Linked DNA regions of Homo sapiens: region 2 is linked to region 1. Evidence: read pairs that join two places in POLR2A ChIA-PET (ENCODE). Cell type or tissue: PC-9. All regions are shown on one strand. Each heading gives the region's core, and the rest is flanking DNA. Links, peaks and the distances in the headings are about the cores only.

Region 1 (7,035 bases), core at 1,348-5,347:
CTGTTTGCGGTTGTGAATACTTTTGGGGGTTATAATTAGTAAAAAAAAAAATTACTAGAATTTTATCTTAGTTGGTGTCTCATTTCATGTTGCAGTGTGCATTATTTAATTTTGTGGTATATGTGAAATACTGGTTTATCTAAAGTTATTAACAGCTCCTAAAACTTCTCACAAATGTACTACTTTTTATCTTTTTTCTTTCAAAATGCAGATTATTTGCTGTTAGCCGGAGTGTCATTTAAGTAATTTTGTTCTGTTTAAGAGTTCAGAATTGAAGGCATGTCCCCAGTTTTTAGTATAAGTTAAATAAAGAGCAATCTAGGATTTATACAGCCCTATTAGTTGATGATTTCTTTGAACATGTGGGCGATGTGAAATACCCAGGAGGTAGATTAAAATGCGCTGTGTATGATTCACTACACTGAAAATGTTTAACATTCCAAATGTATGCATAAGCTGCTGCTCTAGAGGAGTTACATCATTTCTGATTGGATGGTTTTAATTTTTTTTTCCTTTCCTTTATTAGTTTAAATGCAGAAATTAGCTACTTGTACTGCAGGCTAAGGGAGAGATAGCTAATGACCGGTATTGTGTACTGAGATCAGACTTCAGGGATGAAGCAGCTGTATGTTCTCATGTCCTGGACACTACCACGTTGATGGCTTTCTAAATCCAGGGTACTGTGACATTTGAAACCAAAGCTTTTATGTTATATGGAGACTATTTTGGTGTTCTTGTGTTGCATTTCTGTGAATATTAACAAGTTAGAAGTAAATTTGGCAGTGTTAAGTCAATTCTATATGTGGTTTTTGTGTTAGTTGAAATGAAAATGGGAAGAAAATAGTTCATCCTCATTGCTTGCTTACTTAAAAATCATTCAACAATTGAGTGCATTTTCTTTGTATTGTAGTGATTTCTTTGATTTCTCAAGAATTAGTTTGATTATCTGTATCTCAAATAGATTTTTTAAGGTTAATGATAGTTTGGGAGGAGATGTTTTTATCTTATGAAATTATTGGCATGCCATTTGCTTACCAGTTGTATCTTTTGTTAAATATTCTGGCATCATTTTATAATAGCATAATAGACTAGATGCCATTATTTTCTCAGGGTCACTTAGAAATAGAAAACTCTTTTCTTTTTGCAGCGTATGTTTTATTCTTATTAAATGCAAATTATTCTAATGTCAACCGCACATAAAGCATTTATTTCTCTTTGTAAGTTGGTTTCAGGCTCTGTTGAATAAAAGTGTTTGAATCTTTTTTTCTCTATTAATATTTCTTGGTAGTACATATGGTCAAATGTTTATTAAAGAGGAAAAAACTGGTAAGCTTTAAAATGCTGTTAAAAGTTTTGGAAACTTCCTTGACAGAAATTTCATTTTTGGTGTTGTTGAAGGTTAACTTAAAAATTATGTGTGTGTGTGTGTGTGTGTGTGTGTGTGTGTGTGTGTATGTGTATATATACACATACACACACACACATACTGCATGCCTTGTTTTGAACTAAGACATGCTAACTTGAATGTGCTTTTGTACCTCAAGTTGAATGATTCTGTGAGAAACAAAACTTTGAAAAATGCAGTTTCTGCCCACCTCTAGGAAGTAACTAAGTGGTTCTAGACATTCTTTCACTGAGATGGTGTGAATAGTATGAGATAGTGTAGGAAAAAGCTATGAATTTGTCTTTCATGAGTTAAAAATCAGTAATTGTGTTCACTCCAATGCAAATGAATTTGGTCTCCTATAGGAATGTTAAAGAAAACAGTATCTCAATTGTATTTTGCTTGTATGTACTACATTGTGTATGGTTGAATTAAATACCAAAAAGAAGAAAAAAACATCCAATCTCAGGCCCTCCCTGCTGCAGTCTTTTGCTGCATCAATTTTTAATTTTCTAGAAACAGAAATGACTTTTATTAGGTTAAAATTGTGTGGTACCTTCCTACTTCAAGAATTTGTTGACTTAGAAATTAATACCTGCATTTACTTACATAGATTCCATGTGTAGATATAACATATATTAACACAGAATATATATTAAACTGTAAGGTTACTTTTGATTTGGCTTTGGAGTTAAACTTTTAGTTTCCCAGGAAAAAAAAAAGTTAGTAATTTTTTCACATGGTGCTAGGTAATACCCTAGAGAGTTGCATATTGTAACCTCAAAGAGATAAGTATTAGAGTTAAAATAGAAGCAATACAGAAAAAAGTGAACTTGGTGATATTGGTTAAAAATTCTAGTTTACATTTTTAAAAGACTGGTTATTTGATGCTTTTAAATCATTTAATTAAATATTAGAAACCAATGAGATTTATACATCAAAATAGATTTTATGGTTTGCTTGCTTTTTTTCAATTCACCAAATACATAAAAATTTTAAATTGTAATATAACAATTTATAAAACTGTTTAATGGCTAAACACCTAAACATTAATTCCAAAAGGTGATTTGTGATATGTAGTGCAGCTGTCAAATGGTGCTTTTCATGTGTTTCCTTATACTTATGGCCAGGTATAAGATGACCAGTAAGAGATGTTCTAAGCATTTTGTTTTTTATTATGTTAACCTGAGATTATCGTTTGGTAGACAGAAGATGAGAGGATATTAGTAATATTTGTACAAAGCCTTTTATACTTGATGATCTAAAGTGCAATATGTTTTCTTTAAGAGAAAAAGCATTTAACTTTTAAAATATTTTTAAAAGAAGATTTAGAACAAATTGCATATCAGAATTATCATTTCACAATTATTTTGAGTAAACACATGGTTTTTGTGTTTTTTTAATGTGTGGAGGTTGCTCCAGATTTTCAAGTACTGTGTTGAGGAAATGTAAATGATTTTGAATTATGCATAAAAGGATAGTGACTTAGGCACATTTATTAAAAGTCAGAAAAGCTATGAAAACCAGATTTCTACAGGAACTGTTTATATATTTGATACTTTCAAGCTTTTCTAAATATTTGCTGTCTGTAGCTGAATCACTCTTCCAAGTCCTCTATGAAACCCTCAAAAGTAGATGAGCAATTGGTCAGAATTGTTAGAGGATATTATTTGAGCTAAATGTTTCCTCTCTCTGTTTCAGTGGTGTATGTGCAAGTGTGTGTATATGTTTTTTGTTGGGGACAGTTTCAGGTAGATGGTATGAAGAGGCAGCAGGAGATCTTTAATTGAACAACAGTTGCTCTGGAATTCAGTCTTGACAAGGCTCAAGAAAGTTGCTTGGTGATTGAAACCTGTGGCAAAGGGAATCCAGTGCAGTGATATTTGCCTTGAGTGATGAATAACTCTTGTAGGTGGTTAACCTTGTGAAAGCCAAGTCACAGGTACCTGGAGTAGGTTTTACAGTGAGCATGCTACTGAAAGGACCATCAGTGCAGCATCTTCCCTCCTTCCTTTTCACTTGGCTATCCCCTGTCACAAAAGATTCTGTGAAGGCTTTGATGATGTTATAAGCCATTTTTTTAAGTGTCAGAAAATTCAAGATTTGAATATGCACTTCCATTTAGAAATTCTATACTTTGAAAAGCAATATGGTATTTTGCATAACACAAGTGCTCTCAGTGAGTAAACTTCATTAGAAGAAGCGTTATATTGAAATAGTTTCTTTGGAGACTTAAAAATGTTGAATTATACATTTCAAAATATATTTTTAAAAATTATATTTAAACATCACAAAAGTCTTCAGTGTTCTTTTCAGTGTTAGAAATTAGTGGGCTTGGCTAAGCTAATTTTTAAAGAGTTCATGCTCTAAAACTTTCAGTCAAAAGCATTATCTCTCAAAAGCTATGATTAACTTCTTAAATTGAGAGATGGGAGTGTTCTGTTTAACAAAACATGCCCCCAGAATTTATTAGTAAAGTTTTATCCTTCTTATATTCAAATTCATGTTCAAATTATTTTGGGTATTCATTCAAAAGCAGTATCATTGAACAAATAATAGCAAATAAACAGCAAACACCTACCAATGAAGATAAGTCTTTCCTCCCATTTATCATCACCATTAAAACATTTTAAATCTTTTACTTTATAATTTGACTTCATGCTTACAAACTTATAATTTTCATTTGGTGGCATGGACTCTATGGGTTCTATTTTAGGCAGCAAAATTGCAGAGTGCTCAGAGCATTATTTTTAAGGTTTTACTTTTCCTGTTTTGATCATGGACTTTAGTCTGGTCTCTCCATAAAATAGTGAAGAAAAATTATTTTCTTTTGTAGAAAACTTCAGATTCTGTTGCTTGGCTGCCAAAGGGAAGAAGGAATACAATAATTATTTCTTTAATTTGGTTTAGAGTTTGATGGTATATTGAGATAGAATAAGTACAACAGTGAAAATGGATGCTTTTGCATTAATAGGAGGCATTCAAGCCCAAAAGCTAGCCCTGTTCCATCATTTGATAGTTATGTCTCCTCCCCAAGCCTCTGCTTTTCACTAAATAATATCTGTATTTTTGAGATACATTTTGTTTATTCCTCATTATTTATCTGTTCTACACTTTATTTCTTAAAATGTGAACATTCAGATAGGATTTTCCCATTCTGTTTAGTGTCAAGGACATTTCATAAATAAAGCAGATATTTTAATAAGTCTGATAAATGAAAATTAAGAGTTCTGATGTATGTTTTGAGCTTTCTCTTATTTACCCATATCAAAATAAATGTTGCATCTAATGACCAGAAAAATTTGTATGGGAACATTGCAATAAGAATTATATTTTCAGTTTTTCTTATTGTCATGTAATTAATGTGTCTCAAAGTAAGGATTTGCTGTAGTGGGAAGCTTGAATTTTTAAATTTTTGTTTTAAATGTGATCAGAAAGGTTGATGATTTCATGTATTGATATTTAAACAATGGTAGTAGTATTATCTCAGGGAGGAGTATTTTTTGCCTGCATCTTAATATTCATACAGTACTGATGCTGTTCCAGCCTCTTTGACACATTATTTCATTTATTCCAAATAATAATTTTGTGAAAAATAGGACAATTGATACTATCTCTTTTTTTGGATGAGGAAACTCAGCCCCAGACAAGCTTAATAATTTGTTTAGGCCACATGACTGTTAATTAAGTAGTAGGGCTAGAACCCAGGTCTTTTGAGGTCCCTGAGTCTCGCTCCACTGTACTTCCTCCCCATTTAACGTTTTACATTAAAGAAGTCAGCTGAATGTGTTGTAAAGTTCGAAGAATGCTGTTCGAGGGTGGTAGAAATATATGAAAATACATTTGTGAATTGAACCTTTGCAATGATGCTACATCAGTCTGAGTGATCTGTACTTTGCTATAGTTTTTAGAAAAAAATAGTTAGAAATAGAGGTAATTTTAAAGGTAGCATTGCACGTCTTCCCATCTCTGTGCTTGCCCACAGACAGAAGTGGGGAATATACCTAAGCAGGTTGTGGGGTTGTTGTTGTTGTTATGTTGCTTTTTTCGGCAGTTGTGTTCCTGACATAACAAGACAAACATTTCTTTCAACATCTGAGCCACACAGATTAGACAGCGAACTGTCACCCGGGTCAAGACTATGTGCCATGTGGTGAATGAAAGTCTAGCTCAAGGAATCTCCTGGGTGGGTTCTTCACGGGGTTCAGACAGCCTGTTGCAAAGGTCAGGGCTGTGTTGTGGTTTACGTGTTTCCCTGGTAGGAACTGCCAGGTCTTTCCCAGAGGTGGTATCTTTCTCTACGTCACTTTCTGTACTGAATAAGGCCTTGGGCCTCTCATACTGTCTTGACTATGGGGTGAGTGTTAATAGGGATAGTATCCATAAAGTTCTGAGTTCTTTATTAATTTTATAATCGCACAAAAAAATATGCTAAATAATGAAGCATGTGAAGTACAGTTCATTTCCCCTCAACTGTAAACTTTTCCTGCATTTATCTTCGTTTCCTTTAACTCTTATGGACTGTTTATGGTGCTGGTGGGAGGGAGAGAGGAATTATCAAGGAAAAAAAAATAGGTGAAAGAAGGTTATTTCCAACTCCCCATGCATTTCTTTGAGTTAGTACAGTCCAGAGTGGGATATGGCATTTTCCGTGGAATTCTGACTCAGGAGATGGGGGAGAGGAAGAGAGTTAACTAATACTGGGTGGCTGCTACGTGCTAGGCACTGGACTAGGCTTCCTGTTTTATCCTCCCCACAGCCTGAAGAGATCCGTCTTTATCCTTCTTACACAAAGGGCTCTAAAGCTTCAGACTCTAAAATAACTCCTTGCTCCTGACCAGAACTTCAGAAGGCAGTGGCTTGTTGTCCATCTCATTTGAATACTGCAACAGAACCTTAGCAATGAAGTAGAAAGTTGTGATAATATGTATACAGGCTATAAAGTAACTTTGTATATTATTCCTAACTTAGAATAAGAGAAAATTTCCATATATAAAACCTATGCTGAGAAAGATTAGGAACTCAAGTTCAGTATATTTTTAATTTAATATAATTGAAAAGAATTAAAAGTGTTAGTCATAATTTGAAAGAACTTCCTTGAAGTAGTCCTATAGTAGAAGCATTTATAATTATATAAAGAGAAAGAGGTTTTTTTAAAAATCATTGTGGTTGACAGTTAAGTGTAAAAAACATACATGTATGCAGTGTGGGAGGAGGGCCTGTTCCATGCCTTTGACCCAGATATATATATTTTTTCAAATCCTGAAAAAAAACTTGAGGTTTTTTTGTTTAGGATACAGAATGTTGCACAAAGATTGGCATGCTTTCATTTTTATATGTATTTTTAAAAATATCTGTGTCTTAGAGAAGGAAAATAATGGAATTTTTGTAAATTGCTTTTTAGAAAATGGTTCACCTTATTAACAGAACATTTTAAACCTCTTTGACACGTGAAAAAGTCAGTGAAAGCACTTTTTGATACAATACTTAAGTATCTTATGCATTTGTTACTTTTATCTCATGCATTTTGTTACTTTTTTGGTTTAGTAACATAGGACTTAAGATACAGTTAAACCACCAATGAAATGAGATATATAAGAGGTTTTCTTCTAGATAGACGCCATGCTTTTTGACAAGAACATAATTTTATA
Region 2 (7,035 bases), core at 1,410-5,409, 1.1 Mb after region 1:
CCTTTGCCAAATCATAGCCATTCCTTGGGACTACACTCAGGCATCCCCTCCTCCAGGAAAGCTTCCCTATTCACCCCAGGCTGGTTCAGCTGCCCTTCCCCGTGGGCTCCCAGAGCTTCTGTATGCTCCTGTTGCAGCTCTTCCCACACTACTGCAAAAGCCAGTCATTTGTACTAAATCTGAGTCTGCAGAGGGTGACTGAAGTTGAGTATCTTTTGTGGGTCTGAGGGGAAGGTTTGGAATGGGGTAGAGTGAGGAGTCTGGCTTCTGCTGAGGGATGGCCCCCCAAGTCACCTCCAGGAAGGGTATATGGTTTAGTTGAGGAAGAAAGCACCTGAGATCAGTGTGGGATGGGACAATGTGTCGTTGCTCATCCCTGCACCCCAGAATCTGGCACAAAGCAGGCCTTCAGAAAACATTTGCTGAGTGAAGGAAAGAAAAAGTTGTAGCTCAGAGTGAGACCCTGCCAGAGACCCACGGGGAAAAAGTGCAGCATCCCTTTGTGGTTGTCAGTTGTAGGAGCTGGTGTTCCTCAGACCAGGACACAGGGGGTCAGTCAGATCACAGACCAAAGGGCCAGAGGAAAGGCTGTTATTTGAAGAAGACCCCCGCCGGGAGCGGTGGCTCACACCTGTAATCCCAGCACTTTGGGAGGCCGAGGCAGGCGGATCATGAGGTCAGGAGATCGAGACCATCCTGGATAACACGGTGAAACCCCATCTCTACTAAAAATACAAAAAATTAGCCAGATGTGGTGGTGGGCACCTGTAGTCCCAGCTACTCGGGAGGCTGAGGCAGGAGAATGGCATGAACCCGGGAGGAGGAGCTTGCAGTGAGCCGAGATCGCACCACTGCACTCCAACCTGGGTGACAGAGCAAGACACTGTCTCAGAAAAAATAAAAAAATAAAAAATAATAAAAATAATACAATAAAAAAGACCCCCAACTCCAGGACATGAAAACCATGTCCGTGTGCATGGGGAGAGGGCAAGGGAGATGTGCTGATCGGTTTCAACAGCTGGGCTTCCTGAGGAAAAGGAGTGAACAGCCTCCCTCAGCCTGCGGGGACACAGTGGAAGTGTTCCTCCTTGTCCTTGAGCTGAGAGCCCTGCGAACCCCGGCATCAACCCCAGGGAAACTCACATAAGTTTGCTGAAATCAATTATTAAAAGCCCAGGGGCTCTTCCAAAGGACCCAGCAGTACTCTCCCCGATACGTTACCAAATCATTCATTCATTCTTTCAGCAAAATTTATGGGGATCTGCTCTTTGCAAAATTCTTCCCTTTTATTTATTCTGTTAAAATTCTATCCAAAAGGGAAAAGTCATTTTTTTCCTTCCAGTCAGTGTCCCCAGTGGACCCTGCAAGAAGCCTAGCAGGGGCCGGGCGCAGTGGCTCACGCCTGTAATCCCACCACTTCGGGAGGCCGAGGCGGGCGGATCACCCGAGGTCAGGAGTTCAAGACCAGGCTGGCCAACAGGGCGAAACCCCTTCTCTACTAAAAATACAAAAATTAGCCGGGTGTGGTGACGCGTGCCTGTAATCCCAGCTACTTAGGAGGCTGAGGTAGGAGAATCACTTGAACCTGGAAGGCAGAAGTTGCAGTGAGCCGAGATTGCGCCACTGTACTCCAGCCCGGGCAACAGAGTGAGAGTCCATCAAAAAAAAAAAAAAAAAAAAGGAAGGCTAACAGGGGCAGAGGGTGGGCTTCCAGGTAGAAAGGCCCTGCGGCACCTGGACAAATCATGGAAGATTGGGCAGACATGGTGGGTGGAAGGTGGAATAGTGAACTGGTATAGCAAGAGGGCTCTAGAGCTCTAGCTCCCCGCTTTTCTAGATATGTGGCCTTAGGCAAGTTACCTCATGTCTCTGTTACTCGGCTTCCTCCAATGCAGAATGGTGATCATAATAGGACCTAGTGAAATGAATTTGCTGTGAAAATGAGATAAAATCAAATATTCTCCATGAGGTCACCTAGAGCAGTGGGTCCCAAACCCTATCAGACCCAGTGCTCCCGTTTTTACATCAAATATTTTGTAAGTCCACCTTGACTATTCCGAAATGAAATTTATAGATGATACAACCCACCTATGCAGATATTTTTTAGAAAATCAATATACCACCCTAACTATAAGATAATGAACAAAAAGGAAAATAACTCAGAATAAACGAATACACATTGTGATCTAGAAATGCCTGGGCATAACTACACTAGAAGAGATAATGTAGTCAAAGGATTGCACTTATTTGTAATAAATGAGTTTGAATGTAAGAGAGGTAAAATAATATTTACTGGAACATTATGGGTACTTCTTTATATTTGGTGTTCTGAAACAAGACTAAATAAGTATTATACAGTCATACAGATATGTAGAATCATTACTCATTTATAAATGCAGATGAATAGAGGTGTGTTGTTTTGACAACTCAAATACTATGAACATATTACTGTTGGTATTGTGGTTTTCTGAAATGGTAAACAACTCCTGGGAAAGATAAAATACAGTGTTCTTTCCATTTATATGATGGTAGCATTCATTAAAAATTCAGTGAATATTAAAATTTTACCACAGGGCCGGGCGCGGTGGCTCACACCTATAATCCCAGCACTTTGGGAGGCCCAGTCGGGCGGATCACTTAAGGTCAGGAGTTCAAGGCCAGCCTGGCCAACATGGTGAAACAAAAATACAAAAAAATTAGCTGGGCGTGGTGGCAGGCATATGTAATCCCAGCTACTAGGGAGGCTGAGGCAGGAGAATGGCTTGAACCCAGCAGGTGGAGGTTGAGGTGACCAGAGATCATGCCACTGCACTCCAGCCTGGGCGACAGCGAGTCTCTGTCTCAAAAAATAAATAAATAAATAAACAAAATTGTACAAAAGTACTTTGTGTTTATATACAAATTAGAATTAGGTTCTAGGCTCAGACCAATATGAAGAGGTTTTCTACCTACATGAGTATCTGGTGGGGCATTCAAATGTCAGGAGACGTGCGGGAGAAATCTTCATCATACAAGACTGCCTTGCCTAGGGCAGGGAGTCTGGCTGCCCTCTGACTCCACCTCAGTAGTGCCCCCAACCAATGTAACAAACACCACACGTTTCTAAAGTGCCTCTAGGGGGCAGCACTATCCCCATTGACGATTAGTGGGCCAGAGTTTATGGGGTTATCCAATAGGTAGCCTACCAAGGAATGCAGGATGACAGGCATACAATCTCCAGAAATGCAGAGCAGACAGTCAGCGTTAGGGAACTCTATCAGCACTTCACATTCCGACTCTGCTGTTTTGCTGTGTTCTGCTACGTTTTTGTTTGGTAGGGGCCATAGGGCAAGGCCATTCCCCAGTGGACAGCGGATGAGATCTCTCCTGAAGAGAGTGAAGAAGAAATCAGCACCAAAACAGACAGAGCTGTCGCACAGACTTCCAAGTTAAAAAAAAAAAAAAAGTCTCTCCAAACTGATACACCCTTGTATTTTTCTTCCCTGGACGATTATTGGGAGCTCTTTGAAAAGAATATCATCAGCATTCTTTGCAAATAACCCTCAGTTTGCTCACCTCTTGCTCCACTGTGAACATCACAGAGTATTTCACAAGGTTGTAACATTTCGCCTCTCAACTGAATGTATCTAAAGAAAAGCCACTGTCTTTTGCGGATATAAAACCGCACTTCTAGCAAGACTGGTCAAGGCACTGGGGTGAGGTAGTAAGCTAGTGTTTGCCCACCCCATTCCTTCTTGATGCAGCCTTAATGATCAAAAAACCTCACTTGAATCTGAGGTTTATTTACCACCAAAAGGAGCAATCATTTCTAATCATCCCAGGAAGAGACAGATCCTCAAACAGAACTCTGGGATTCAGATGGTGGCACCAGACCCAAGGGGAACTCTCATTTCCTTCTCAGCTTCATTCTTTATTTAGTGGGTCCATCTGAACTTTCAAGAGCACAGCTGTCCCAGCTTCTGCCCCGAGGCCAGGGCTGGTGCCATGGCACTGACCACGCGGAGGCAGCCCCCACACTGGTGAAGGCAGGCCCTGAGCCCTCACAATCAAGTCGTATCTTGTAAACCAGATTTTATAGGCTCATGTTACTCTCTCTGTTTATTTCTGTTGTTCTCCCCAACCTGTGGTAAAGGCTGGTCTGAGGAATCCAGCCTGGTCTCAGCTACCCTGTGTGTGTTGAAGGGTGGGGATGATGGGTGAGAAATCTCAAGGGGAAATTCTAGTCACTCCTCTCCACACAGAGACTCTCCCTTTATTGCTAAGCTTGCAGGAATGGGCTTTAATTCATTAGAAAAGGTGGCGACTTTTCCTCCACAGGATCTGGTGGAGCCAGGGAGGCCCTAGTTTTAGATGAACCAGGTAAGACACCAGGAAGGGGTCTCAAGCCCATGGGCTAAGCCCCCTGGCAGGTTATTAGAATTTGAGAATAGCATGAAGGCTGACTTGGTAGCAAGGAGCTGTGATGTTGGTGCCCAATTTGTAGGCTGCAGGGAGCACATTTTGTATCTATTTGCCAGGAGACAAAGTGGGCCCACCAATAGTTGATGGGGGTAAGTGTACCTTTCAGAGATAGTGGCTCCGTCCACAGATAGAATGGATCCAGCAAAGTTGGGAACCAAGCAGGCTGGACACATGTCACCTACTGTATCAGTCCATTTTCACCCTGATAATAAAGACATACCTGAGACTGGGTAATGTATAAAGAAAAAGAGACTCACAGTTCCATATAGCTGGGGAGGCCTCACAGTCATGGCGGAAGGTAAAAGGCACATCTTACGTGGTGGCAGGCAAGAGAGAATGAGAGCCAAATGGAAGAGGAAACCCCTTATAAAAGCATCAGATCTCATGAGACTGATTCACTACCATGAGACCCGTATGGGGGAAACCTCCCCCATGATTCAGTTATCTCCCACTGGGTTCCTCCCACAACACATGGGAATTATGGGAGCCACAATTCAAGTTGAGATTTGGGTGGGGACACAGCCAAACTATATCACCTACATACGTTTTTGAGGACAGAGAAGGAGCCAAGAGAAAAAGAGAACAAATACGCAAATAAACAAAATAGAAATAAAAACTAAAGGTGTTTTCTCAAGATTTATTTCTCATTATCTTCCACTCTCCTCAGGAGTCAAAGTCAGCATGGTCCCAGGAAGCCCCTAGAGGCAGGGGAAGCTGCATCAGGACGGGGACTAAAACAGCTCCATCTTAAAGAGAAACTGACATCATCTCCGAAAGCCCTGAGGAACGTGCTCTTACACAGACCTGAGTGTTGGGGCCGCTCACTTTAGCAAGCACAGCAGCAGCCTAAACATCGCTGACACCTCCACCATCTGGCCTTTGGCTCCACAGAGCTGCTACCCCAACTTGGGGCACACTTTGGGAGAGAACCAGAGGGAAAAACCTCTCAGTAGTAAATGTGGATCTCACAAAGCCTGTGCGCGCGAGCAATGGTTCTCAGCCCTGCGTGCACTTTAGAATCACCCGCGGAGTTTTTAAACACCCCCATGCCTGGACCCCACCACCAGAGGTTCTGATTTAATTGATCTGGAGTAGGACCCAGGCATGGATATGTTTTCAAAGCTCCCCAGGTGATTCTAATGTACAGCCAGAGATGAGAACCACCACGTTATACAATAGGAGAGGCCCTCAGGCTCTCACTCAGATCCCAGTTACTCTTAATTTATATATACTTCGAACAATCCTGTTGTCTGGTTTTCTAGCTGTTATAAGATTAAAAGCAGTGCTTTTAGAAGGGGAGAGAAAGGCTGTTAATGAAAAGACACTAAAAGCAGCAAGACAGAACACATGGAAGTCTGATCACAGGGTAAAGATAGAAAACCTATAAAAAGCAAGCACAGCATCCAACCTCTCCCCACTCCAGCATATCCTATTTACAGTCAAGGCCTGAGGGCTCACTTGATGGGGAGGAGGGAGCATGATGGCTGCAGTGTGAAGGGCAAGTGATAAATATTGACTGTCCGTGATGTGAAAGGCGTGTGTAGACAGTTGCTACAAACGTTAGCTCATTTAATTCTCATTACAGCCCTGTAAGTATTATTATCCCATTTTATAGGTGAAGATACCAAGACACAGGGAGGATCCTTGGTTTGCTCAAAGTTGCACCAGCAGTGAGCTGCAAAGCTGGATTTGAATGTCAAATGTCAATCCGTTTGATTCAAAAGCTCACATCTGTTAGAAAGTGCCACATCTGCCTGTTAAGCTGATATTTCTGCCTGTTAAGCTGGTATTTCTAATGATGACCCAAAGTCTAGAGCTGCGTTACCTTCAGTGTCCAGCTGTTCAAGATGTTCACTTTAGGAATAGTTACACACACACACACACACACACACACACACACACACACACAAATACGTGCTTTTTAACAGTGATGAAAGAATTGAGTACCCATCTGGGAAATAAATAAATAAATAAATAATACACGTTATTTCCCAGCTCACGCCATTTGTCAAAATGAATACCAGATGGATAAAGAAGGAAATGAAATCATAAAGGTACTAGAAGAAAATATGAGTGAATATTTTATAATCTTAGGATGGGGAAGGACTTTCTAAACATGTCAACAAAAGTAGAAACCATAGAGGAAAAGATTAATAGATTTGACTACAAAAAAAATCAAAAACTTCTGTACATCAAAACCCACCATAAATTGAAACAATATTCAGCCTCACTAACATTCAAAGGAAAGAAAATTAAAACGGCAATAAGAGACCTTTTTTTGCTGATCAGATTGGCAATGATTAAAAAGAATTATCATACTGAAGAGCTGGCGCGGGTGGGGGAATTTGCACTCACTCACGGTTGGAGGGGGTGTAAACTGGTATAAAGGCATTTTGGCAATATGTATGAAAAAAGCCTAAGAAGGCACATATCTTTGACCCAGAAATTCCATGTATAAAAATGGAAAGGACAGGATTGATTCACTATACACACAAATGCATATGTGCAAGGATTTTATTCACTGATACACTGTTTGGAATATTGAAAAACCGGAAGCAACCTGAAAGTTTAACA

Evidence for each region. Peaks named below come from ENCODE experiments on the same cell type or tissue, not always from the same donor. Only the 100,000 strongest peaks of a DNase experiment are listed, where the experiment ranks them.
Region 2: POLR2A ChIA-PET joins it to region 1 with 9 read pairs; 2 of 35 experiments call an interaction of 5 or more read pairs at or near these places.

The regions. Positions count from the first base shown.
Region 1 is chr3:185,814,654-185,821,688 of GRCh38, reverse strand. The region is part of intron 2 of IGF2BP2 (insulin like growth factor 2 mRNA binding protein 2); the gene reads left to right. Among named protein-coding and RNA genes, the nearest start is that of IGF2BP2, 6.9 kb to the left of the region's middle. In PC-9, for the core only: no CTCF peak of the experiment used is centred there; a DNase peak (open chromatin) is centred at 3,274; H3K4me3 peaks cover 850 bases; H3K27ac peaks cover 1,676 bases.
Region 2 is chr3:184,723,731-184,730,765 of GRCh38, reverse strand. All of the region lies in intron 2 of LOC107986163 (a long non-coding RNA gene), which reads right to left. Among named protein-coding and RNA genes, the nearest start is that of MAGEF1, 15 kb to the right of the region's middle. In PC-9, for the core only: CTCF peaks have their summits at 2,897 and 3,097 (motif pointing right); a DNase peak (open chromatin) is centred at 3,155.